7 separate regions of the Homo sapiens genome follow, and all the other regions are linked to region 7. The links are chromatin contacts, found by Hi-C or POLR2A ChIA-PET in ENCODE. All regions are on one chromosome and are shown on one strand. Each heading gives the region's core, a stretch centred on a gene start or an enhancer-like site at or near the end of the contact. The rest is flanking DNA. Distances are from core to core; before and after follow the strand shown. Region 1 holds the start of WNT1 (Wnt family member 1). Region 2 holds the start of PRPH (peripherin). Region 3 holds the start of DNAJC22 (DnaJ heat shock protein family (Hsp40) member C22). Region 4 holds the start of DRC2 (dynein regulatory complex subunit 2). Region 5 holds the start of FKBP11 (FKBP prolyl isomerase 11). Region 6 holds the start of ARF3 (ARF GTPase 3). Region 7 holds the start of LMBR1L (limb development membrane protein 1 like).

What was found. A loop is a pair of places that touch in the nucleus more often than their neighbours do. ChIA-PET counts read pairs that join two places held with the same protein, here RNA polymerase II (POLR2A). Pooled maps may share reads with other maps.
Region 1: a pooled map shows a loop between it and region 7 (4-fold over the local background). The contact joins the promoter of WNT1 here to the promoter of LMBR1L in region 7. A Hi-C loop is called at or near these places in 5 of 50 pooled maps. POLR2A ChIA-PET finds 5 or more read pairs at or near these places in 7 of 52 experiments (A549, BJ, CD4-positive, alpha-beta T cell and 4 more).
Region 2: a pooled map shows a loop between it and region 7 (2.7-fold over the local background). The contact joins the promoter of PRPH here to the promoter of LMBR1L in region 7. A Hi-C loop is called at or near these places in 1 of 50 pooled maps. POLR2A ChIA-PET finds 5 or more read pairs at or near these places in 3 of 52 experiments (HepG2, Panc1 and activated B cell).
Region 3: a pooled map shows a loop between it and region 7 (3-fold over the local background). The contact joins the promoter of DNAJC22 here to the promoter of LMBR1L in region 7. A Hi-C loop is called at or near these places in 3 of 50 pooled maps. POLR2A ChIA-PET finds 5 or more read pairs at or near these places in 3 of 52 experiments (A549, K562 and T-cell).
Region 4: a loop to region 7 is called in a pooled map, with 2.3 times the contacts of the local background. The contact joins the promoter of DRC2 here to the promoter of LMBR1L in region 7. A Hi-C loop is called at or near these places in 1 of 50 pooled maps. POLR2A ChIA-PET finds 5 or more read pairs at or near these places in 4 of 52 experiments (OCI-LY7, T-cell, activated CD4-positive, alpha-beta T cell and 1 more).
Region 5: a loop to region 7 is called in a pooled map, with 3 times the contacts of the local background. The contact joins the promoter of FKBP11 here to the promoter of LMBR1L in region 7. A Hi-C loop is called at or near these places in 3 of 50 pooled maps. POLR2A ChIA-PET finds 5 or more read pairs at or near these places in 5 of 52 experiments (CD4-positive, alpha-beta T cell, H1, OCI-LY7 and 2 more).
Region 6: a pooled map shows a loop between it and region 7 (4-fold over the local background). The contact joins the promoter of ARF3 here to the promoter of LMBR1L in region 7. A Hi-C loop is called at or near these places in 9 of 50 pooled maps. POLR2A ChIA-PET finds 5 or more read pairs at or near these places in 8 of 52 experiments (A549, GM12878, HCT116 and 5 more).

Annotation. Positions count from the first base shown.
Region 1 is chr12:48,976,297-48,979,607 of GRCh38, reverse strand. It overlaps WNT1 (Wnt family member 1), which reads right to left and starts at 1,286. Exons shown (of 4, transcript NM_005430.4): 1 at 854-1,286; 2 at 1-140. The coding sequence starts at 957. RefSeq lists an enhancer at 1-348 and a silencer at 1,232-1,601.
Region 2 is chr12:49,293,108-49,296,435 of GRCh38, reverse strand. It overlaps PRPH (peripherin), which reads right to left and starts at 1,289. Exons shown (of 9, transcript NM_006262.4): 1 at 691-1,289; 2 at 198-258; 3 at 1-4. The coding sequence starts at 1,235. TROAP-AS1 (TROAP and PRPH antisense RNA 1) reads left to right here. Exons shown (of 8, transcript NR_120449.1): 6 at 1-1,176; 7 at 1,901-1,988; 8 at 2,540-3,328. RefSeq lists enhancers at 357-1,273, 1,274-2,191, 2,271-3,033, 3,034-3,328.
Region 3 is chr12:49,345,278-49,348,601 of GRCh38, reverse strand. DNAJC22 (DnaJ heat shock protein family (Hsp40) member C22) reads right to left here and starts at 1,714. Exons shown (of 4, transcript NM_001304944.2): 1 at 1,051-1,714; 2 at 497-958. RefSeq lists silencers at 678-897, 2,930-3,049, 3,070-3,169, 3,200-3,324 and an enhancer at 72-1,015.
Region 4 is chr12:48,902,485-48,905,926 of GRCh38, reverse strand. It overlaps DRC2 (dynein regulatory complex subunit 2), which reads right to left and starts at 1,794. Exons shown (of 8, transcript NM_033124.5): 1 at 1,459-1,794; 2 at 814-981. The coding sequence starts at 1,590. It also overlaps the pseudogene RPL32P27. RefSeq lists a silencer at 1,788-1,837.
Region 5 is chr12:48,924,014-48,927,377 of GRCh38, reverse strand. It overlaps FKBP11 (FKBP prolyl isomerase 11), which reads left to right and starts at 1,886. Exons shown (of 6, transcript NM_016594.3): 1 at 1,886-2,078; 2 at 2,267-2,332; 3 at 2,730-2,817; 4 at 3,122-3,155. The coding sequence starts at 1,950. RefSeq lists enhancers at 1,521-1,620, 2,881-2,940.
Region 6 is chr12:48,955,232-48,958,972 of GRCh38, reverse strand. It overlaps ARF3 (ARF GTPase 3), which reads left to right and starts at 1,486. Exons shown (of 5, transcript NM_001659.3): 1 at 1,486-1,663. RefSeq lists enhancers at 2,159-2,238, 2,294-3,289.
Region 7 is chr12:49,108,664-49,112,476 of GRCh38, reverse strand. It overlaps LMBR1L (limb development membrane protein 1 like), which reads left to right and starts at 1,630. Exons shown (of 17, transcript NM_018113.4): 1 at 1,630-1,993. The coding sequence starts at 1,922. RefSeq lists a silencer at 884-1,064 and an enhancer at 1,922-2,461.

The sequences.
Region 1 (3,311 bases), core at 37-2,536, 130 kb after region 7:
CGCTGTGCAGGATCCCCGGATTTTGGCGTATCAGACGCCGCTGTTTGCGGCTCAACAGCTGCAGACTGGGCTCGAGTACCAGTTGCAGACTCTTGGAGTCTGTAAGCAGGTTCGTGGAGGAGGCTACGTTCACAATACCCCTGGTGGGACGTATGATAGCTCAGGCTCAGGAAGGGGATCCGCACCCTAACCATAAAAACTGTGCCACCCGGTCCTCTTCCTGGGGGTATGTGGCTGGAGAGAATGGCGGGAGATTAATAATACCCGCTCTCCCAGGCTCACTAATTTGAAAGAACTGGGCGTCCAGACTTGTGTGTGCCCAGTAGTCCCAGGGCTGCTCGCCTGAGCCCTAGGTCCGGAGACTGGACAGAGGAGGTACCCGGAGACCGAGTGTCTACCTTGGATCTCCGAGCCTCTTCCGGTCAGCCTGAGCGAGATAATCATGGCCTGCAGTTCTTGCCCACCCAAGGCGTGAAATGCTTAGGAGTCCCACCCTCTTCTCCCCTCCTTTCTAGGCGAACTCCTGGCCCTTCACTTCCCGAGGTGGGGAAACCTGTGGTGAGCCACCGCCGTGAGGCTGGAGTTGGCGCTCAAAGGGGAAGGGCGGTGCTAGATGAGAGTGGGCTCCCTGCCTGGGGTATCTTAGGCCTCCGCGGGCGGATCATTCGCCCCACTTGTACAGAGCTGGAGTCTGGGGCAGTTTCATGCCAGATCGCCCTTCGGTGTCGCGGAGGGAAGTCAGAGCGGGGAGGGAGCCTGTCGGCAGACGGATCCCAGAGCGTGGGAGCTGGGTAGGGTTGGCCCCTGGCTCTGTGCCGCGGGACAAGTGGCGACCCCGCACCAGCTCACTTACCACCATCGGCCACTGCTGTTGGCAGCCAGGGCTGCGGGCAGAGCGGCCAGCGCCAGCAGCAGCGTAGCAGAAACCCAGCCAGGCAACAGCGCCCAGAGCCCCATGGCCTGCCTGGCTTTGCCCGCTCTGTGCTGCAGTTGCGGCGACTTTGGTTGTTGCCCGCGACGGTGGGACGGGACGCGGCGGTGGCGGCAGTGGCGAGAGTTCGCAGTCTGGCTTTAACAACCCTGGGGGCGGGCGGCGGACAGCATGGCTCGCGGTCCCGGCTGGTGGGCTGAGGCGGCCACGGCGGGCGGCACCGCCTCTTATAGTTGCGGCGCTGGCTGAAGTGACGGGAGGAGGCTGCCCCTCCGGGCCGCACTGTGGCACCAGGGCGCACCGGTTAGGGGCGCAGACAATGGGCAGCGAGCGGGGCTGTGGTTCCCGCCCGTCTGAGCCGAGAGCTGACGGGTTGGCCGTCGGGGCTCACCCCCGCCCCCTGCCCGGTGGCCCCCGCCTCCGGGCCTGCACTGGCCGCGGACCCCTCCCCTTGGGACACCCTCCCACGCGCGCCCGCCTCACTCAGCTGAGCGTCCGGAGCCCGTCGAGGACTAGCATCCGCCAGGGGGCGCGGCGAGAGTGTGCTGCGGGGAGAGCCCGCCAGGGGCCCAGCCCGCCTCGCCGCCCGCGGTGGGGTTGTCCCCTCGACGTCACCCCGGGCCCCTCCGACGTCCCCTCTCTCCCCCATCCTGAGTGTCGGAAGGAAAGCTGTGGTTCTGGGCAGCGACTCCGGGGAGATGCTTAACCGCCCAGGAACCCCCGATGGCTGGACAGAGAAGGAAAAAGGGGAGACGGGGGCGTGAGTGCGGCTGTGGTCAGGGAAATCCCGGGGATGAGTTGTGGGGGTGAGCTAACCAAAAGGAGCCTAGCGGTGGAGAGAAACCTAAAGCAACAGGCAGTTTGCTCATGTGCGCCAGAAGAAGCGCACAAGTGGCTGTGTGTGTGTGTGTGTGTGTGTGTGTGTGTGAAGTGGAACAACGTGAATATGGGTGGGAGTGAGAATGTGCTGTGTTCTGAGGGTGCATCCTCCTGTGTGTTGGTACGTGCAGAAACTCCTTGTTCTGACGAAGGATGTTAGGAAACTTTCCAAAGAATTTTGGAATTTAGCTCAAGTCAGAAAAGGTCATGGAGTCACCTTGTCACAGTCACCGCCTGGGGCAGTGTGTCAGGAAGGAGGTGGCAACTGTCGACAGGAGACTCAGAAGCATGATTGAGGGATGCAGAGTGTCTGGACTGTGTGTGGAGTGGGTGGATGAGCATGTGCATGGGAAGATTAAATATGTGTGTATGCGTCATTCTGTTGCCCTTTGTACCTCGTGGCATCCTATGGCGTGTCACACTGTGGTATGTGTCAACCAGTGCATGTCATTGGGGGAGAGAGCCGAGCCTACAACCAAGATGGTATTGAGGTGAACCCAGCCTGGAGTGGCTAAGTCTCTGAGGCCTAGGCTCAGAAAGGATGGGAAATGGTGCGGATGTCCACTGTATGTATGGTGATGGAGAGGACTGGGAAGACAAGGGTTGCTGGCTACATTGAACCTAGATGAGGAAACTTGTGCCTCCATGTGTTTGCTTCTCTTTGGATGTTTCTGCCAAGTTTCTGTCTTTCCCTAAAGCTCTAGTTCCCACCACACTGGGATACCCAGAGTGCCTGTGACCATCTCATCCATTGTACACTTTTCTCTTCTCTCCCAGGGACTCCTACTCAGCTTCAAGGCCATTTAGGCCTCCTATTGAAGAAGTGACAGGCTGGGCGCGGTGGCTCATGCCTATAATCCCCGCACTTTGGGAGGCCGAGGCAGGTGGATCATGAGGTCAGGAGATCGAGACCATCCTGGCCAACATAGTGGAATCCCATCTCTAATAAAAATACAAAAATTAGCTGAGTGTGGTGGCGCACACCTGTAGTCCCAGCTACTCAGGAGGCTGAGGCAGGAGAATGGCTTGAACCCGGGAGGTGGAGATTGCAGTGAGCCGAGATCACGCCATTGCACTCCAGTCTGGGCTACAGAGCAAGACTTCATCTGAAAAAAAAAAAAAAAGTGGCTGCTTTTCCCTATATGGGGAATAGGGGGCACTGCCAGCCTGGTTATCATGCCCCACCACCACACACATGGCCCCTGGAAGGAGGGAAGATCTCTTCTCTCTCCCCATTTTGCAGAATTAAAAATAGATCAGGCACTTGTCCAAGGTCCACGTCTAATAAATGAATCAATGGTAGAGCCAGATTAAAACCCAGACCAATTTGACTCAAAGCCCATGCTCTTTCGACCTTACCAGCTGCTTGCCAGTGTGCAGCAATTACAGGCTGGGAACCCTTCTCAAAATTGATGGGTAAAAATAATTTTTTGGGCCTTTCTGCCTCCCTTTTGAGTTCTAGCTCTCATTTTTTTCATCTCCCTTGTCTTTTAGGATGCCT
Region 2 (3,328 bases), core at 40-2,539, 180 kb before region 7:
CGTCCTTCGAGGGGTGGCAGTGGAGGTTCAAGATAAGTTAGGGGCTGCGCAGACCAAGGAAGGACCAGGCCTTCCCTGTCTGCCTCAGGAGGCATCTGGGTTACCCCCTTCTCCCCGCGCCCACCGATGCCACCTCTGGATACTGAGATCGGGGGTAGCGGTGGGGAGGCTGAACTCGGAGAGGGGCTCGGACTCACCTTGCGGAAGAGCACGAGGTTGTGCTCCGCGTCCTCCCGCTTGCGCGTCTCCTCCTCCAACCTGACGGGAAGAGCGTGCAGAGGCTGAACTGCGGGGTCGCCGCCCAGCTCGCACCCCAGACCGCACGCCCCCCAGGATCCGGTTAGAGGCTGTTCTGCTGCCCAGGACTCTAAATGGAGGGCTGAGGCTGTCTAATGGAATTGCCCCGCATTGTCTCTAACGGACTGGGAGCTGAAAAGGGGGTTTCCTCATTACTCAGGGGAGGCACAGATACCCACTTCTCCCACCTCCCCAAACACTCAGAGCAAAGGGGTAGCGGGGGGCACTTGGAGCCCGTGGGCAGGGATGCTGCCCGCACACACCTGGGTTGGTAAGGGGAGCCACACCCTTGGGCTGCTGATGGAGAGGGGAAGCGAGGGGAGGCAAGAGCAGCCGCCTCGACGGCCGCTTCGACCTCGCCTCGACGGCAGCGGCCCAGCCCTGCCCCCTGACCTCTGCTTGAGCGCCGCCAGGTCCTCCGCCAGCCCGTCGCGCTCCACCTGCACCCGGTCACGCTCGCGGCCCAACAGCTCCAGCTCTCGCCGCAGCTCGCGCAGCTCCTGCTGGCACAGCTGGTCGGCGCGCGCCGGCTCCTGGCCCCGGGCTTGGCTCAGCTCCCCGCGCAGGGCCGCGTTCTGCTGCTCCAGAAAGCGTACCTTCTCGATGAAGTTGGCGAAGCGGTCGTTGAGCTCCTGCAGCTCCTGCTTCTCGTTGCTGCGCGTGGCCAGGAACTCCTGGTTGAGGGCCTCGGCCATGGAGAAGTCGAGGCGCTCCGAGGGCAGGCGCAGGAGGGCGCCCGCTCCCGCTCGGGGGCTACGGAAGCTGCCCAGGCGCACCGAGGAGCTCGGGGACGCGGAGCCCAGCAGGCGGCTGCTGGAGAAGCGGGAGCTGGACGAGTAGGAGAAGGCCCCGGGGGATAGTGAGGGCGGTGGACCGAAGGTACGGCGGTATGAGGTGGAGCTGAAGCCGGCCCGGAGGCCCGACGGGTGGTGGCTCATTGCGGCCAAGGATGGGCAGTCACCGTTCGCAGAGCTAGGCCGGGGGCTGGGAAGGAGCCGCAGACCGCTGCGAGGCGGCTTTATAGCCCTGCGGTCTCAGGGGGGGCACGGGCAGCTCCTCCCACTGGCCTGATGGCCCGCTGGAGGGGGGTTGTATGGGGAGGGGGATGCCCCACCCCTGCGGAACAGCAGGAGCGCCTTCCCCTCCCTTCCCTGGTTGCAGGCCTCTACCCACTTGATTGCCCCCTGTTGCCGCTGGGGTGGGGGTCACTTCCTCCCAACAAGCACCCAAAGCTAGAACCTAGGGTAGGAAGGCCTGACTTGAACTAGAGTCCCTGAAAATTGCGAGGTAGAAGGACCTGAAGTTAAAGGGCAGGCTTCTGGCACAGGAGTAGGGAGGAGGCCAGCTGGAGGGAGAGTTGACCTGGCTTAGGCCCCATAGCTAGTGCCTTGACTTGCCCCCTGAAGGCCAGGCTCTATTTTCACCTGCTGTCAGCTACCCCTCCTTCACCACACCCAGAGAGGAATAGGAGACAGGGGCGCAGAGGCAGATCGGGCTGGGGAAGAGCTACTCTCCCTAATCCCCAGGGCCCTGTGAAGGGCTGGTGCCTGGCGCCAGCTCTGCTGCTAATGGGCTGACCAGCCCCCCTCCCCCTCCCCTGAAGACGGCCCAGCAGAGGTTGTCTGCTGATGTTTCAGCCTTAAAGACACAGCCCCCAAACCTAGACCTACCCCGCAACAAGCCCCAATGAGGTGGGTACATCATAGGGGGCTGAGGGTGGCTGGACCCAGCTCTGGATCCCACTCGGGAGGGTCTGCCCCATGCCACGGGCTGGGCTAAGTGGGCCTTTTGTATTCTGTCTTGGTTTACTGGATTCTCCCTCCCCCCAACCCCACACCAATTGCTGCTCAGTCATGGGCTTTACAGGAACCAGAGTGATTCCTGAGGTAGGAAGGGGAGGGGGCTGAGGGGCAACAGCGGCTGCCAAGGCTGAGAGATGGATGGACTGGCAGGAGCTGGTTTCCAGTATTGATGAGTTGCAGGTACCAGGGATGGGTGGGGCTGGATGGGGAAGAGATGGGGAAAGAGAAAGTGCCCATCCCCAGCAGTCTGAAAGAGAGAAGGCCCCAGAACAGGTCCACAAACCTGCGCACGCAAACAGATGCATACACACAGCTTTGTATATCTATGCGCACACACACTACATACACACACATACACACACAATCACACATCCCACCACACCCTCCCCTACTCCAGAGTTAGCGAGAAGGCTGATATCTGGCCTTTGTATGTCAAACAGCTTCCAGAATGCAAGCACAACCTGCCCAGGAGTGGACAGAGGCAGCTCGGATGGTCTGCAGGAGCCGGGTTGCTGAGGTCTGCTGGGTTTGCCAGGAACCATAGGGCTGGGGCTGCTGCTGCTGCTGGGGACTCCAGCGCTGTCCTGTGAGACAGGTCTGCCTCAGATGGGACCTGAGGACAAGAGAGTGCATCTGGGGAAGCAGGTTTCAGGTTCCTGCCTGGATATCTGGCTGGGGGTAAGGAGGGCGGCTCCCTGGCTGGCCAGCTCCTCAGTATTGCAGGGCAGCAGCCCCCTCCCCCCTTTGTGCGTCCTGTGAGATGGGCCAGGGCCAACGCCCTGCTCACGTCCCTACCGCCTTCGTCTCCTTTCCAGGCCCCTCCTTCCTTCCGGGCCATTAGTCTCTCCCTGCACAGCTGCCAGTTCCTTCTCCTTGATGGGTCTGGTTTGGTTGCCAGGGGAGTGGGAAGCGGGAGGAAGGGAGAGATGGGACAGGACGAATAAATGACAGCTTGGCCTCCCCTAACTCCTGGGAATTGGGAGGGGTAGGGTCCCACCCGGGATAGGGCCGGGAGGCTTGGTGGGTGTGAGGAGGGGCTAGGGAAGCCTTGGTGCTTCCTGCCGCAGTCCTGGGCACTGAGCCCCAGCTGCTGTTGGCCTGGAGCCCCATCTATCCCGGATTTGGCCCCACCCTCCAGGAGCAGGGAGCCAGCTCTGCATCAGGAGAGGCGGGCAAGGCCTGGGGAGGACCAGCTCAGGCCCTGTCTACAGGGCACTAGTGGGGGACCC
Region 3 (3,324 bases), core at 465-2,964, 240 kb before region 7:
TGACTCCAGATTTAGAGGAGAAAGCTGTTTAAATTTCAGACTTCCCCTGAGACCCATGACCCCAAATGACTCATGGGGGGATGTGTGGAGGGGCAGGGCTGCATTGGATGCTTTTCCAAAGTTCCCACACATTTTGAAAGCCTCTGCCTTACCCCTGACTTAACTCCAACTGTGGCTGCCCTCCCACACCTGGCCCAGGCTTTAGCCACTCTCCTGCCTTCCTAACTCTCCAGGCCATGAGATTTTCCCACAGGTCAAACTTGAAAGGGGTCCTGAATTCCCTTTATTAAAATATTCTGGAAAACTTCGTTTGACCTAGACCTTGGCACCCCACAATTCAACCACCTCTTTCGGAGGCCGGCTTGGAAAGCCACTCCACAGCAGCTGGACAAATCCTCACAATATCAAACTGGACGCCAAGCGTGCCTGCCAGTGTCCCCTCTATCTGGAGCGACCACCAGCCAGCACCCGCTACTTCCAAATCAAGTGGCCATACCTGGGTGCCCCGCTCCCAGACCGAGTCAGACCAGTCATTTCCTTTGACCACAGAGTGAAAATGGCCCGTCTCGCCCTGCTCCCACTTCCATCCAAATGGACTTTGTCTTTTGTGTCTGTTGTGTCACGGAAGTCCGGCTTCCCCAGGCCAGGCTCCTCCCCAGGGCCCTCCCCGGCCCCCTGGGGATCACATTCCCGCCTGGGACTCCTCCCGCCCGCCCTCGCGGGGAAACTCGGTGCAAGGCTCTGCAGACGCCTGCAGCTCCGGTGGGCTCAGTGCCCAGCCCGGGCCCAGCTCCTCCCACACCACCGCACCATGGCCGCCAGGTGGCGCTGCCGCCGATGGAAGGGGGGGTCCGGGCGGTCCCCAGACACCTTGTGCGGGTACCGAGGCACAGCAGCACAGGACTGCCCCTATGGAGGGGCTGCCTGGCAGGAGCAAGGGACGCTCCTATCTGTAGTGCTAAAAAAAAGGATAAACTCCTGTAAATGCAAGAATACGTCCTTGATTACCTCCTCCCACCCCCACAAATTGAAAGGTGACTCCTCCCTCACCTCAAGCTGCACGCTCCTCTCTTCACGCTCCGTTGACCTTCAAGACTGGATGGTTCCACCTCCAATTCCCTTAAGGCAGAGACATCCACGGACAGGCTGCAGTGAGGGACATCCAACCCAAGCTGTCCTCAACCCCCCACAGGGCTTGCTTGCCTCACCGGCCCACCTCCGAGCCTTCCAGTTAGGGGCTCTGCTTCTGCACCTGAGCCTGAGACCTGAGGAGCCTCCCAATCCAGGGCTGCTCTGTCCCGCGGGCTATGAACCAGAGGGAGAAACGGGAGCAGAGGGTTGGAGGGCAGGAGGCTCGACCAGGAGGGCGAGGCCGCAGCCCGAGGCTCGTGGTAGTCTGCCTTCCTGCGCCTCTGCGCTGCAACGGAGCTGCAATGCAAGACGCCTTCATTTCAATGTCCCGGGCTCCAATCCCGGGTTCTACTCCGTGAACTTGGCTAAGTCATGCAGCTTCTTGGGCCTCAATTTCCTTCTCTGGCAATCTCGTGGATCTCCGAGGTCCCCCAGTCTGGACTTGCGGGGGCTTCGGGGGACGGTCGGCCTCGCGGGTGTCACCTCCCGGCAGTAGGCAGAGCGCTTCCCTCCAAACGCCCTCAGCCCTCATCTCGGCCTGGAGAGGAAATGCTGCTCTCTATATGACCTCTTAGGGCTCACTGAGGGGCCTAGGCTGGGAGGGGCCCCAAAGCGACGCCTCAGACTGCTGGGGGGCGGGGGCGGACAGGAGCGCTGAATAATGAATGAGACTTAATTGGGCCCGCACTGCGCGACGGCGCGCTAAGCTTTGCAAACAGCGTGGGCGGCGGCGGCCGCCGCTGGACAAACAAACTATCTCCCGGCTCAGGTGGTGGGGCGGGGGCGGCAGCCATACAAGGGAGAGGGAAGGGGCTGGCCGCCGGGGCACCCGGGGCCGCAGCGCGCCCCCAGGTTTACTTCCCGAGGAACCCAGAAATGCGGGGCTGCGCTGGCGGCCCAGAGAGTGGGGGTCGGGAAGGGGCTCAGGGTTCGATCTCAGGAAGGGAGGAGTGGGGAGGGAGAGAAGCGGATTGTGCGGGGAGAGCCAGGGGCCCAAGGGCAATGTAAGCGCGAGGAAAAGCTGAAGAAACGAGTGGAGGGCAGAGGAGAGGGGAGAAGTGAGCGAGGAAAAAGCGCACCGGGGGAGGGGCGACGGGGTCGGGGGAGCGGGAGAAGAGCTGTTACCGGGAGGAAAGGGAAGAGCGATGGAGGAACAAGCGAAGGAAGGCGCAAGGGGCCGGGAGAAGAGGAATTGAAGAGTCAAGGAGAGGGATGGGAGGTGACCGGAATAAGAACGAGGGGGCGGCAGGGCGGGGGGAGGCGCCCCTGCCTCCGCCTCGCCCTGCAGCGCTCCCGGCCTAGCGCTCTCTCCAGCCGCCCGCACTCACTTTGTCACAATTACGGGGCCGTCACTCCGCCCGGATTGTTTTCCCCAAATTGTTGTTCTATAAACTGGTGCAGAGTGGGAGGTGGGGGGATCTGACAAACTGCAGCGAGAGGAAAGGGTCTGAGCTGTGGTGCGGGGCGCGGTGGTGCATTTACCCGCAAACTGGCCCCGCGTGGGCGGAGGAATCCAAAAAACCCACGCAGGAATTCTGGTTGCTGCCCCAGCTTCGTCGCTGACCCCGCTTTTAACTTTTTGGCTATTCTCAGCATCGGCTGCCTCGGTTTCCCCAGCAGAGCGTGACAAGGATCGGAGGCTGGGGTGGTGGAGGCGCTTGTAGGTGGGGTCCAAACCGTCCTGCCTGTCCCATTCTGTCTTGTTCTTTACTACCCGGGTCTCCCCGGCGGGGGATGGGTGGTCTATCCCAGCCCAGCGGTCCTCAGAGCGACCTCGAGTGCCTTCTTCCCCCGTGAGTGAGGCTTCTGCCCTCACCCGGTCTGGGCCATCTCCTACCCCGCCTGTGCCCTCCGACCCTCTGCCCTGCGCCGCTCGGTGTCCCAGCCTTTCAATTCGGCAAACATACGTTGCGCGCCCACTGAGTGCCAGCGCTGAGCCAGCCTCACCCCGCCGCCTCTCCCCCCCGCCACCCGCCCCTTCCCGGCCGGCCCGGCCTGTCGGCTCCGTGACAGCAGCCGCCGAAGCCCCGGCCCCGCGGGAGCGGCCAGAGAGGAGCCGCCGCATGGCTGGCTCCGACACTGGCCTCCCCGGCGGCTCCAGGGGCAACGAAGGGTGGCGGCCGCTGAAGCGAGACTGGAGCCTGCTGGGGGAGTTGGCAGGGCTGAGCGGGGGAGGGGGAGGCCCTGGGCGGG
Region 4 (3,442 bases), core at 545-3,044, 210 kb after region 7:
GGTGGCACATGCCTGTAGTCACAGCTACTCGGGAGGCTGAGGCAGAAGAATCACTTGAACCTGGGAGGCAGAGGTTGCACTGAGCCGAGATTGTGCCACTGCACTCCAGCCTGGCAACAGAGCAAGACTCCATGTCAAATAAATAAATAAATAAATAATGGAAAAGACTAAGGAGAAGGCAGTAAATGGAGGCAGAATATTAAAAGTAAGACAAAAGAAGGGGTACAGAAAATCCCTTAGAAGAAAAGATAGGATGGAATCAAGAACTCAAGAACCTCCCAAGAGCATAAGGATGGCTGATTGAATTGCTTAGAAATCCAGAACTGCTCTTACCCATGGAGATCTTCTCAACCTTATCCAGGGCCACTGAAGTTGAATCAAGAGGCCAAACAATTTAGTTGAATGGAGCACTGCAGTGGGAATCAATAAACACATGCTGGAGTCCTGGTTCTCTCACTGACTAGCTATGTGACCTTGGGCAAGTCAGTTCCCCTCTGGAACTGAGCCTTCTGACATTGAAATGAAGGTGTGGGACTCATTTCAAGTCACTGGGTGATGTCTACTGTGCCTTATGACTCTACTATTGGATAGTACTGGTTTTGGGCAATAGATGACAAGAAGAGTGGGTCCTCTAAGGGAGAGAGGGATGAAAGCCCAATATTCTATTTTTTATTTCTGTGAAAACCATTATTACCAATAGCCTGGCTTTCTCACAGCCTGTGTCTTGTGAGGGCTTTAAGATGGATTCACTAGGCTCATTCTATTAAGAGGTCAGGAAGCCATACTCAAGGTTTCCTTGGAAAGAGTGCCTACCTTGATGACATTGTCCTTACAGTCCACCACTCGTTCAAATGTTTGGCTGAGGATCTCAATGTCCTTATGAAGTTCTCTGGTCTTGACTTCCCGAAGGACAGTTCTCCACTGTGTGTTAATCTTATTAAGGTTCAGAGCACTGTTGTGTTCCTCCTTGGCCAGCTTGTCCTGTGTGAAGGAATAAATATACCTCCAGGAAGTCAGGGCCTTTCAGTACAACAAACAAGATCACTCTTAATTTATCAGCTGACACCTTACCCCTTTTCGATGGGAACGGCCTGATGGCATTTAGGGAGGGCAAGGGTGAATTTCCTTCAGGGTGGGAGCATCAGAGTAGGATGTTGTTTGTAATGACCTATCTCCAGGGAGAATATCAGCATTCCAGACAGCTGGAACAGCTGACAGGACCTACGGTCCCAGTTCTGGGATTCAGTAAAGATTGCCAAGCCGTATACCACGCACCCCCTCCGTGCTTCGCAGAGAACACCCCCGCCTCCCAAACAATGTTGCCTGAAATCTAAGTATATCTGGGTCTCAGGATTTCCGGAGGAGGGGAGGTCAGGATGAAAATGAGGTTTCCTCAGTGACAGGGCCAGGGCAGGGGGTGGATGGGGTTGAGCAGGACATAATGCAAAAGGCCATCACCTTCAAGAACTGGCTGAGGAGCCTCTCCTTCTTTTTGGCCATCTCCTCCTCTGCCAGCAACTTCTGCTGAAACAGAAGCAGCTGCTTCTCATCGGACAGGGGCGTCTTGGCCATTTTTTCTTTCTTAGGCATGGGGGCAGGGGATTGGATCCGGGAAAGAAGCCTCGGTCTGCCTCGGCCCGCGTTACAGAGCTTAGAAGAAAAATGTCCCTAGAAAGGGGACTTCCAGAAGTGCCCCTGGTTGTGGGCGGTTGTGGGACCGGAGATCTCAGCCCTCGAACAGGAGAGATCCCCGGCTATCAGTGAGGCTGAGCTCTCCCACTGTAAGACGCGTCTAGTCTCCTAGCAACGAGGATATCGCTAACATGGAGAGGCAACAGGCTAGAAGAGTCCCTGTCTTGGAGCGCCCCCTACCCAGTGGAGGACCGCGGTCGGTTTTTGAGAGGGTCCTTTTAACTCTCAAAAATCTGTCTCCTCAGTGCATTTTATTTATTTATTTATTTATTTATTTATTTATTTATTTATTTATTTTTGACATAGAGTCTCTCTCTGTCGCCTAGGATGGGCACGATCTCGGCTCACTGCAACCTCCGCCTCCCGGGTTCAAGCAATTCTCCTGTCTCAGCCTCCCCTCAGTGCACTTTTATAAACCGTCCTCAGAACCCTTGGGAAGCCCAAGATCGTCAAAAAGAGAACCAAGAAGTTTATCCGGCACCAGTCTGACCGATATGTCAAAATTAAGCGTAACCGGCGGAAACCCAGAGGTATTGACAACAGGGTTCGTGGAAGGTTCAAGGGTTAGATCTTGATGCCCAACATTGATTATGGGAGCAACAAGAAAACAAAGCACATGCTGCCCAGTGGCTTCCGGAAATTCCTGGTCCACACGTCAAGGAGCTGGAAGTGCTGCTGTTGTGCAACAAATCTTACTGTGCTGAGATCGCTCACAATGTTTCCTCCAAGAACCGCAAAGCCATCGTGGAAAAGAGCTGCCCAGCTGGCCGTCAGAGTCACCAACCCCAATCCCAGGCTGCGCAGCAAAGAAAATGAGTAGACAGCTCATGTGTATGTTTTCTGTTTAAATAAAACTGTAAAAACTGCAAACAACAACAACAACAAAAACCTTTTTTAAAAAGATAAGTGTTGGAGAGAATGTGGAGAAACGAGAACCCTCATATATTGGTGGTAGAAATGTAAAATGGTGTAGCCACTTTGGAAAACAGTTTGGCAATTTTTTAAAATGTTAAACATAAATTTACCATGTGACCCAATAATTTCACTCTTAGGGATCTGCCTAAGAGAAATGAAAGCATGTATACACACAAAAACTTGCACAGGAATTTTCTTATCTGTCTCACTCATAATAGCCCAGTTGGAAAAATTGGAGACAACCTAAATGTCCATTAACATGTGAATGAGTAGACAAAATATGCTATGTCCATACAATGGAATATTATTCAGAACAAACTATGGATACCAGCTACAATGTGGATGAACCTCAAAAAGAATATGCAGGCTGGGCGCTGTGCCTCACACCTGTAATCCCAGCACTTTGGGAGGCCGAGGCGGGAGGATCGTTTTAGCCCAAGAGATCGAGACTAGCTTGAGCAATGTGGCGAAACCCCTTCTCCACAAAAAATACAAAAGAAGTTAGCTGGGCGTGGTGGTGCGTACCTGTTGTCCCAGCTACCCCAGGAGGCTGAGGTGAGAAGATCACCTGAGCCCCAGAGGTCAAGCCATAGTCAAGCCACTGCACTCCAGTTGGGTGACAGAGCAGCCCTGTATCAAAAAGAAACAACAACAAAAACAAAACAAACAAACCCTTTTTTTTTTTTTAAGACTGGAGTCTCACTCTGTCACCCAGGCTGGAGTGCAGTGCGTGATCTCGGCTCACTGCAACCTCCACCGCCCGGGTTCAAGAAATTCTCCTGCCTCAGCCTCCCGAGTAGCTGGACTACAGGTGTCACCACCATGCCTGCCTAAT
Region 5 (3,364 bases), core at 637-3,136, 190 kb after region 7:
TCCCTCCTGCTGAGGGGACTTTTTTTTTTTAAACAATACAAATGAGAGATAATGAAGGCTTCTTATCCTGAGGTGGGAGGGTTGTAGCTATGGGAATGGAAGGGAAGAGCTGGAGAGACTTTGGAAGGAGAATCCAGAGTAGACCCGTTGGATGTGGGAGATGAGAGAAGAACGAATGCTGGTAGCAGAGCCACTAACAGAAACAGGAGATAGGGAGGAAGTCTAGGTTGTTGCAGGTGGATTGGAAGAATGAGTACAGTTAAGACTGTTGGCTGGGCGCATTGGCTCACGCCTGTAATCCCAGCACTTCGGGATGCTGAGGCTGGCGGATCACGAGGTCAGCAGTTTGAGAGCAGTCTGGCCAACATGGCGAAACCCCATCTCTACTAAAAATACAAAAATTAGCCAGGCGTGGTGGTGGGTGCCTATAATCCCAGCTACTCGGGAGGCTGAGAGAAAAGAATCGCTTGAACCCGGGAGGTGGAGGTTGCAGTGAGCCAAGATCGTGCCATTGCACTCCAGCCTGGGCGACAAGAGTGAAACTCCGTCTCAACAAACAACAACAACAAAAACTTTTAAAAAGTGGGCTGGGCGTGGTGGCTCATACCTGTAATCCCAGCACTTTGGAAGGCCGAGGTGGGTGGATCACTTGAGGTTGGGAATTCGAGACCAGCCTGACAGACATGGAGAAACCCTGTCTTTACTAAAAATTCAAAATCAGCTGGGCATGGTGGCGCATGCCTGTAGTCCCAGCTACTCGGGAGCAGAGGTTGCGGTGAGCCAAGATCGCGCCATTGCACTCCAGCCTGGGCAACAGGAGCAAAACTCCTCCCCCTCAAAAAAAAAAAAAAAAAAAGAAATCTGGTGGCTCACGCCTGTAATCCTAGCACTTTGAGAGACCGAGGCAGGCGGATCACCTGACATCAGGAGTTTGAGACCAGCCTGGCCAACATGGTGAAACCCCTTATCTACTAAAAATACAAAAATTAGCCGGGCGTGGTGGCGGGTGTAATCCCAGCTACTTGGGAGGCTGAGGCAGGAGAATCGCTTGAACCTGGGAGGCGGAGGTTGCAGTGAGTGGAGATGGCACCACTGCACTCCAGCCTGGGCCACAGAGCGAGACTCCATCTCAAAAAAAAAAAAAAAAAAAAAAGTGAAGTCTTTACATAAATGGATTACGTGTGCTGCCCTTTGAGAAGTTTGTTGATGAAAGGAGAAAGGAAATAGTAGCACCAGAGGAAAAGATCAGGGATTTACCCTGTTCTTACAGGATAACAGCTCCTTGCTCTTTTCAGCTAGCTTTTCAAAGGACAGGGATAGGACAGCCCCCTGCCTTATTTCGGATACTTGGATCTATAACCTCCAGAAATTCAAGCTGAAGTAGCTGGAGGTCGGAGAGGAATGAGAACTGCCTGGGTGGGGTCTGCCAGCCAGACACTGCCAGGATAGCCACAAGGAGACGACTTGGAAGAACAGACAGCAACCACGTTGGACTCAGGCAGTCCTGGGTTTGAATCCTGTCTCTGTCACCACCTAGCCTGATGACCTTGGGCACATCCTGAGCACCCTGTGCCTTATCTGTAAAATGGAAACAATCATGCCGACCTTTCAGGGTGGTTTTGAGGATTAGAGACTAGCTCCTGACACACAGTAGGTAATCGTAAATGGGTGCTATTGTTTGGCCCGACCCACGTTATAGGACAGAACGTCTAACGGATGCGTCAGAACCTGCGCCCTCCGGATCTTGGAGGGTACAGAGGGCGCCCCTCGGCCTCCTCCCTTTCGGAGGTGGGGACAAGGTGGAGGAAGGGCTGCAGGAGGAGGAGCTCTAGCATCGCGACCCGCCCCGTCCCGTCCAGTCTGGCCTGGGCGCCGCGGGAACGCTGTCCTGGCTGCCGCCACCCGAACAGCCTGTCCTGGTGCCCCGGCTCCCTGCCCCGCGCCCAGTCATGACCCTGCGCCCCTCACTCCTCCCGCTCCATCTGCTGCTGCTGCTGCTGCTCAGTGCGGCGGTGTGCCGGGCTGAGGCTGGGCTCGAAACCGAAAGTCCCGTCCGGACCCTCCAAGTGGAGACCCTGGTGAGGAGATAGTCCCGACCCTCAGCCCCCGTGGGCCGAGCCTTGTTGGGTGGTAATACTGGGGTCTCAGCGAACCTGGGAGCCGGGAGGAGAGGAAGTGCGGGAACTGAGTTGGGGGTGGTGCCGGGTCTAGGGGCGAGAACGGGATCTTTGGAAGAGCATCCGTGACCCCTGTAGTCCGATCGTAGGTGGAGCCCCCAGAACCATGTGCCGAGCCCGCTGCTTTTGGAGACACGCTTCACATACACTACACGGTGAGGGGTCTGGGGGGCCGGGGCGGGGCCTGGGAGGGGGCGGCGCCCTGCTGAAACACGTCAGCTTTGGCTTGGACACGTGGCAAGCGGTTCGGGAGAAGAAACTCGGGGCTCTGGGGTCGTCGAGCACGTGGCGAGGGGAGAGACGTTGCTCTTCCGTGCCTCTTTTCCCTCCTTGCTTTTCTGCCAGTTCCTACCTGGCACGGAGAAGTGCAGGGTGGAGAGATCTCCGAGAAGCGCCAGCCTTCTGGGGCTTCCTGTTCCTTACAGCGGTAAGGGGAACGCTAGGCTGCCGCACTAAGGGGGCTGCCGCCGCCCAGCGGTCCAGGTGTGTGTTGCGCGCCTGCTGGGAGGGAGAGGGTGCTAGATGTATGCTCTTGATGCTCTCTCCCCCCAGGGAAGCTTGGTAGATGGACGTATTATTGACACCTCCCTGACCAGAGACCCTCTGGTTATAGAACTTGGCCAAAAGCAGGTGATTCCAGGTATGTGACCTGTGCCTCCCATTCCACCTCTTCCCAACCTAAGCCCTTTCTTAGCCTCTTCGGCTCCAAAGCTGCCCTGGAAATCCCCCCTGAAATGAGTAAGACCCTAGGGCTCTACGAGTTACCTCCTGAGGTTCAAACCTCACTTCTAGTACTCCACTTGTCCCATATCCTATTGGAAGCCAGAGATTTAAGAAGTGAGGGAAAGGTCAATTGAGGATGGAGGAGGAAGACTTTGATCTTCATGTCATGGGATTTGGGGAAGGTGGATAGCTTCCAGTTCAGTTGTGTCTTCTTCTTCAAGGTCTGGAGCAGAGTCTTCTCGACATGTGTGTGGGGTGAGTATCTCGGCAGGGGTGGGCCTGGGTACCCCCTTTGCATGGGTAGAGGCTTTCTCGGCCATCCTCACTCCTTAAGCAGGAGAATGTGGAATAAAGGACCCTGCTTCCCACTGGACAGGTCCAGGTCAGTGGGACCTCTGAGGGCATTCAAAGCCTCTGTGCCTCTTGCGCTGTTGCTTTTGTCGGGGGAGTTGAGGCACATGGGG
Region 6 (3,741 bases), core at 237-2,736, 150 kb after region 7:
AGATCGACATATATGGCACCTACCAGCTTTTTTTTTTTTTTTCTTTGAGACAAAGTCTTACTCTGTCGCCCAGGCTGGAGTGCAGTGGTACGATCTTGGCTCACTGCAACTTCCGCCTCCCAGGTTCAAGCGATTCTCTGGCCTCAGTTCAAGTAGCTGGGATTACAGGTATGTGCCACCATGCCCGGCTAATTTTTGTATTTTCTGGTAGAGACAGGGTTTCACCATATTGGCCAGGATGGTCTCAAACTCCTGACCTTAAGTGATCTGCCCACTTCAGCCTGCCAAAGTGCTGGGATTACAAGTGTGAACACAGGGCCTGGCCCCAGCTTAGTTCTTCTTGGAAGCAAGGAAACAAACAAACAAAATCAACCAAGGCAATAAATTCATAAGAGCAACAATTTGGGCTCAAGCCTTAGGGAAGAGCCATGTGTTCATTCCCTTATACTGCTGTAAATGAGGAGAGAGGGCACTTAGAGAACCTTCTATTGGCCGGGCGCGGTGGCTCACGCCTGTAATCCCAGCTACTCAGGAGGCTGAGGCAGGAGAATCGCTTGAACCCGGGAGGCAGAGGTTGCAGTGAGCCAAGATGGTGCCATTGCACTCCAGCCTGGGCGACAGAGTGAGACTCTTGTCTCAAAAAAAAAAAAAAAAAAAGGAACCTTCTGTTCTTAGCATTACTAGTGCCCTTCTATCACAGCTATTTTTGTTTCAAGGCAGTTCTGCATGTCTAGACCAGGTGCAAAACGGAGTGTGAGGGAAGTAGGAGTGGGTAGGAAGCAAGAAATATGGGTGCAAAGTCCTTCACCTTTCCTTGGGATACTAAAATCCCTACTCATCTAGGCACACTTCCTCAAACCACACTTCTGAATATTAGGTTTCCACTCTCCGTCTTTCAAGTTCCAACTTAACTGGCTCAGAGTCCAGCTGTTTTCCTTTAGCCTCTTAAGTTCATCACTCTCCTTCCTCTTCCTTATGGGAAAGGATCTCTTGATTCAGACCCCACAGTAATCTAGTCTCAGGAATAGTGAGCAACAACAATGGTGCGGTGAGGGCTTTCAGGGGATGGCAGCTAGCCCAGATTAAGAAATAAAGATGAAGTCTGGCTGGGTAAGGCATGCCACAGCAACGACTGTTCACCCATATCCCGATGCTGGCTTTGCCCAAGGAGCCCCTGGGCCCCGCAGCCCAGCCCGTCTCCTACGCAGCCAACTTGCCGCCTCAGTCCTTAAATTCCAGGCACAACCCTGGAGCTTGGGATTGTCACCTCAGTCCTCACTGTCTCATCCCCATTCACGGCTCCCGCCTCCGCCGCCCACAGCCCCCACACCTGCCCCCGCCCTGACTCCAGCTCCAGCGCCCGGCCGCCGGTGCTGCAGCCGCTGCCATGGTGATGGGTCTCGCGAGAACTGCCGCTAGCTACCGCGCAGCTATCGCGCGATCGGGGAGGTGGGAAGTATCCCGGGCTGGGGGTGGGGGTACGCCGCACAGCTCCAGTCGCCGTCGCGGCTTCCGGTGCTAGGTGGAGGGAAGGAAGGAGGGAGCCGGGGAGTGGGCCAGGGCAGCAGCCGGGCTGAAGTCGGCTTGGGGAGCCAGAGGGAGCGGAGCGGAACCTGCGGGGCAGAGGCGGCGGCCGCAGCGGCGCAGCTGATAGCAGGAACAGGTGAGAGGCTGGGAAGGGAAGGCGGGTCCCGGTAGAGAAGAGGCTCGGTCAGGGTGAGGGCTGAGGAGATAGAGCGCCTCCCGGGCCCCGCCCGGCACTGCTTGGCGTGGGGCGGTGGGATTCTTCCCACCCGAGAGCTCAGAGAGGGTGCGTCGGGCCAGCTTCACGCCTGCCCCCGCATTTGAAGGACGCAGAGCTGGGGTGGGGGTGGGGGGCGCACACGGATTTGTCCTCCGCCTCGCTCAAGGGGGCGACCTGGGCTGCAGTTAGGTTGTCGCCTGCAGGAGGTGTGCTGTTGAGGGAGAGGAAAACCGTCCGAGGAGAGGTGATGAGGGGGCGGTGATGGCTGTTTGTATCTTTTCTGTTAAAGGGCTAGGGAATGCTGCTTTCTTCTACTCCCTCTCCCTCCCCCACCTTAGCAATAGGAGACGGGAGAGAAGCCTTGCTGTGGTTACACCCCCTCCCCCATCATAGGGCAGGGGTGCGTAGGGGGGTTGGGGGTTAGCCAACAGGGCAGGCTGCTGGGGCACCACATGGGCGCTATTGTGGTAGAGGTTGCGCTTTCGAGTCTAGGGAACCGCAGGTTGGGAAGAGGGCAGCAAGTGGGGAGAGGGTGGAGAGGAGGCAGGAGAAGGAGGAGGGGGATCTGATCTTCCTGGGAGAAGAGAGGTGGGGCCTTCCTCCCCAGGCGGAGCGGGGGCGGTCTCACAGGAGGAGGGAGCATCTTGTCACTGGCCCTCAGTTTGTGTCTTCCAATCCGCTTTCTTTCTTTAGGAAGTACCAGGATTCCCGGAACAGAAAATGGAGCCATTGCTTACGCGAATCGTTTGAGGGAAGGGGCGGGAGTTGGGGAGGTGGAGTTCCCTGTTAAAACGGGCCACTTGATTAGCAAAGTGGTAGCTGTTATTTTGGGGGAATTCCCGTCTTGATTGCATTAAGGCGGGTCTCCATCTTTCCAGGCCAGGAGGAATGTGGTGGTGGAGGTGGAGGATTGTGGTATGTGGTCAGGAGTGAGAAGAAATAGTAAGGCCGTCCCGGTGAGGGAGAAATGTAACCTAAAACCTGTCTCTGCTGTTGTTGGATTGGGTCACCCCTGGTCTATGGCATGAAAGTTTTATTGGGAGGAGATCTGCTGCAAGAGTCTGATTGCTTGGGTCAGTGCAACAGGACAGAATCTAGTCGCTGCATACCTCCTTCCCTGTCCTCAATCAGGTAGGTAGTAACAGTCTTTGCTGCTATTTTGTCTTGGGCTTGTTGTTGGGGTAGGTGTTTCCACTTGCCGTGACTTGGGACATGGGACAGTGTTATGGGACAGTGGATTATCATAGCCCATTGGACTTGAGTTTGAAAAACATGTCTGTAAAAGTTCATTCTAAGAAAGAAACTAATCCATTAAGGTTCAGCTTTTCACCGAATGAATGATTGACCTTGGATTCAGCCAGGAAAGGCTCCCATGTATCACATATTCACATGCGTCCTGTTTCCCAGCATAGAATTATTACCTTGCATAGTTAGAATTTTTATAGTTGTCTATCTTGCTTTTCCAAAGAGACTAGACGCTTTTCGACTGCAGGAACTGGATTTCGTCTCCTCTTCCACAATGCCCATGCAAACAGTAGGTACCCATGATGAATTTAGAATGTAAATAGATAGAACTCAACAAGCTTTCTAACTGTAGTTTAAGGAAAGGGCAAGAGATGGCTTGGCTGTCAGCAGAAGTGCCTGGAAATAGCTTAGCAAGGGTACAAAGACCCTTAGCCTTTGTAATTAAGAAGTTTTTGTGTCTCTGCCTTCCTAAGAGGCACAGAATAGGCATAGATAATGGAAACTTAAGACCCAAAAAGAAAAATATTACTAGAACACAGAGTCATTATCTGCAGTCCCAGATTTCCTGCTTCCCCATTGTGGGCAAAGGGGTCTCTCCATCAGACCTAAGTCTTTCAAAGTGTTATATATGAATTGGGATCCTGGAGAGTTTGGAGGAGGGACCAATATATGTATATGTGTGGTGTCAGGTACAGAATTGGTACCAGTGAATGGTAGCTGCTATTATTATACTGAATGCAAGTATAAAGGAG
Region 7 (3,813 bases), core at 381-2,880:
GGGGTTTCACCGTGTTAGGCAGGATGGTCTCGATCTCCTGACCTCTTGATCCGCCCGCTTCAGCCTCCCAAAGTACTGGGATTGCAGGCGTGAGCCACCGCGCGCGGCTAATGGCCAATTTTTAACTGCTCACTGAACTATGCAGCTGGATGTTGCTTTAAGAATTTAGAGGAGGTCGGGTCTGTTGGCTCACGCCTGTAATCCCTGCACTTTGGGAGGTCAAGGCAGGCCGACAGCTTGGGCCCAGGAGTTCAAGACCAGACTGAGCAACATGGCAGAATCAGCTAAGTGTGCTGGTGCCTGCCTGTGATCCCAGCTGCTCAAGAGACTGAGATGGGAAGATCACTTGAGCCTTGGAGTTGGAGGCTACAGTGAGTCGTGATCGCACCACTGCACACCAGCCTGGGCGACAGAGTGAGACTGTCTCAAAAATAAATAACTTAAAAGAAAATCTCCCTTCGTCTAAATCCTGTCTACTTCCAAGACACACACACACACACACACACACACACACACACACACACACACACACACACACACACACAAAATCTTGGCCGGACGTGGTGGCTCACGCCTGTAATCCCAGCACTTTGGGAAGCCGAGGCGGGCGGATCAACTAAGGTTGGGAGTTCAAGATGAGCCTGACCAACATGGAGAAACCACGTCTTTACTAAAAATACAAAATTAGCTGGGCGCGGTGGCGCATGCCTGTAATCCCAGTTACTTGGGAGGCTGAGGAAGGAGAATCGCTTGAACCCGGGAGGCGGAGGTTGCAGTGAGCCGAAATCACACCATTGCACTGCAGCCTGGGCAATAAGAGCGAAACTCCGTCTCAAAAATAAATAAAGAAATAAAAGCTGAATCACAACATCTTCCTCTGAAGTGTTGTTGTGACGTTAAAAATGAGATAATAGGCTGGGTGGGTCACGCCTTGTAATCCCAGTACTTTGGGAGGCCCATCACTTTGAGACTAGGAGTCCGAGATCAGCCTGGGTAACATGGCTGAGATAACGACTATAAAGTGAATGGCACATAGTAAGTGGTTAGCTAATGTTTGACTCAGCCCCACTCTTCAGTGATCCTTGTGGGCATTTCTTCACAAAGTTGCAAGGTATTTCTGTAGTCCTCTCTCCAGTATTTTTCAGTATTTGTTCTAGCACACACTAGGTCTTCCACAAAAATGATTGAATGAAAACTCCTGGCAGCGGGAAAGCGGGGTGGGGATGTGGGGAGGGGCACCCCAACACAAACACACAGAAAATGCTACTACAGAACATCGGTTACTGGGCAGCGGTACATTTCAGAACCCCTAGGGTGCCCTCACATCCTGCCTGGCTGGCCTGCTTCAAACGGTTCATTTAACCAAGGTCATACTAAAATGTTGGCTGCTACTAAAATCCAGGAACCTTCACTTTTCCCAGATAAGAGAGACAGTTGCTCTATTAGTATGGGCAGCGGTAGGCCCAAAAGATCCCGCCTTCCTCCACAGGGCGAGCCTATCAGCGCTCCTCCAGCGATGAACGACAGCTCTCCAGGAGCCAATGAGTTCCTCCCCCTGGAAGGAACCCGCCCATCCCTTGTGTCGTCACTAGATCTCTTAAAAAGATGGACCCTCAGCGGCGCTTCCTCGTAGCGAGCCTAGTGGCGGGTGTTTGCATTGAAACGTGAGCGCGACCCGACCTTAAAGAGTGGGGAGCAAAGGGAGGACAGAGCCCTTTAAAACGAGGCGGGTGGTGCCTGCCCCTTTAAGGGCGGGGCGTCCGGACGACTGTATCTGAGCCCCAGACTGCCCCGAGTTTCTGTCGCAGGCTGCGAGGAAAGGCCCCTAGGCTGGGTCTGGGTGCTTGGCGGCGGCGGCTTCCTCCCCGCTCGTCCTCCCCGGGCCCAGAGGCACCTCGGCTTCAGTCATGCTGAGCAGAGTATGGAAGCACCTGACTACGAAGTGCTATCCGTGCGAGAACAGCTATTCCACGAGAGGATCCGCGAGTGTATTGTGAGTGCGGGGCCCCGGCGAGGAGAAGCGGGGGTTGCGGGAGACGGGGAGGTTGGGGTCCGAGCCCACCTGGTCTCAGAGTGCCGTCAAACCATGCCTGGGCCAGCGGCGGGCGACGGAGGCCTCCGTCCGGGCAGAAGGGCGGGTGCCCGGCTAGCGATCCCCTAGATGGGATCAGCTGGGTCCCTGAGCGATAAACAAAGGCCGTCGTTTCCGTTCCTCCCCCACACGCCCCTCCCCTGCCCCTCCCTCCCACCCCTCACCCAGCGCGTCTTCCTGTTGGGGGTCTCCGGGGTCTGAGAGCCTGCGGAGTCTGCCTTAGTCTGATAATCGGGGAAGGATGGGTTTGCTTCTCAAACTGGGTTGAGGGCAAACTCAGCTGACGTTGGATGAAGGGGAGACGTCGTCACACTGAGCTTGATTCCAGAAAAGAGGGGAGGTGTAGGGATGGCAGACGGGAGGAACCTGGGGACTTGGTGGGTCATCTGCTTTGGAAGAAAGGAGTCTTGCTGGGGTGGATCCTAATATGTAGAGATGAGGAACAACCAAGTATTCCCCCGTCTTTTTTCTTTCTCATTGGTGTTTGTTTGAAACCCTGCAAGGCTGGGTTCCCAGCCTCTCAGCCATTCCGGGGTTTCCCCAGTGAGTGGTCCTCCCAGGGCTTCAGAGGGTACCTGGCTGCTGTTCCTTACGCCCTCCCTGCCACTTAGAGCGACAACTGAACCTTGCGCACAGAAGTGGACTACTCAATTCTGGGGTAGGGGTACCCAGTGGAGCTTAGGGTGTCATATCTTTCTCAGCCTTGCTTTGAATTTTCACCTCTCTCCTTTCTCCTGTGTCCTTCCCCAGAGCTCACCAGGGCAACCCTCATCTCCAGATAGTAAATGGAAAGGGAATGGTTTGGAAAAACAGAAAGAAATGTTAGTAAGTGTGGGAATCCATTGTTGGGGTCATTCCCTTCATTTTTCTCAGGCTGGGCTCTAGCCAGCCCTGGGCAGCCTGATTGGAGGAGGGGTAAATTGAGCCAGGACATAATTAGGTCTGCTCTTATCTGTGAGGACAGGAAAGTATATTAGTCTGTGTGTGCAACTCCAGTAGAAGTGTGCTTTCGGCAAGCCTTCCTTGTGTGTTTCTTGGTGGACAGTCCACATGGTGGGTTGGGCATATTGCAGAGGCACACCCAGGCCTTGAGACAGTGTCGGGCTGGAGGCTCAAATTCCTAGAGAACAGGGAGGGATGAGACCTTGGACAGAAGCAGCCTCCTGGATGTCTCCCTAATCCTTTAGTCCCATGAGCTGAGAACATCAGTGCTGGCTAAGGGTAGCCTGAAGACTTATGGTGCCTCCCCCACCTGGCTCTCATCTAGAGGCTAGAGAGCAGCCTAGCTTCTTGGAACTGCGTGGAACTCCAGCCTGACCTTTTGAGCCCTCCCACCTTCCTGGCTATTACGCAAGCCCAGAGCAGAACACAGGCTATAAAAATCTTGCAGCTACAATCTGAGTGGCTCCTTCTGTTCTGCTTCCCTAATATCAAAAGCTATGACTTTGTTCTAGATCGATGGCTCTCCTGCGTCTCTGTGGATTCTTCCCTCCTTGTACAGATAGCTGTATGTGTTTTCCTTGTGGGGTCAGCCCTTTCTGGAGACTGGAAGACCCATGAGACTGATCTTGTATTCTTGGCCTATCTCAAACACAATAACTTCTCTTCTTGAGACTCTCTGGTGTTTTTTTTGTTTTGTTTAGTTTTGTTTTTGACCTAGTCTCACTCTGTCGCCCAGGCTGGAGTGCAGTGGCGTTATCTCTGCTCACTGCAACCTCCGC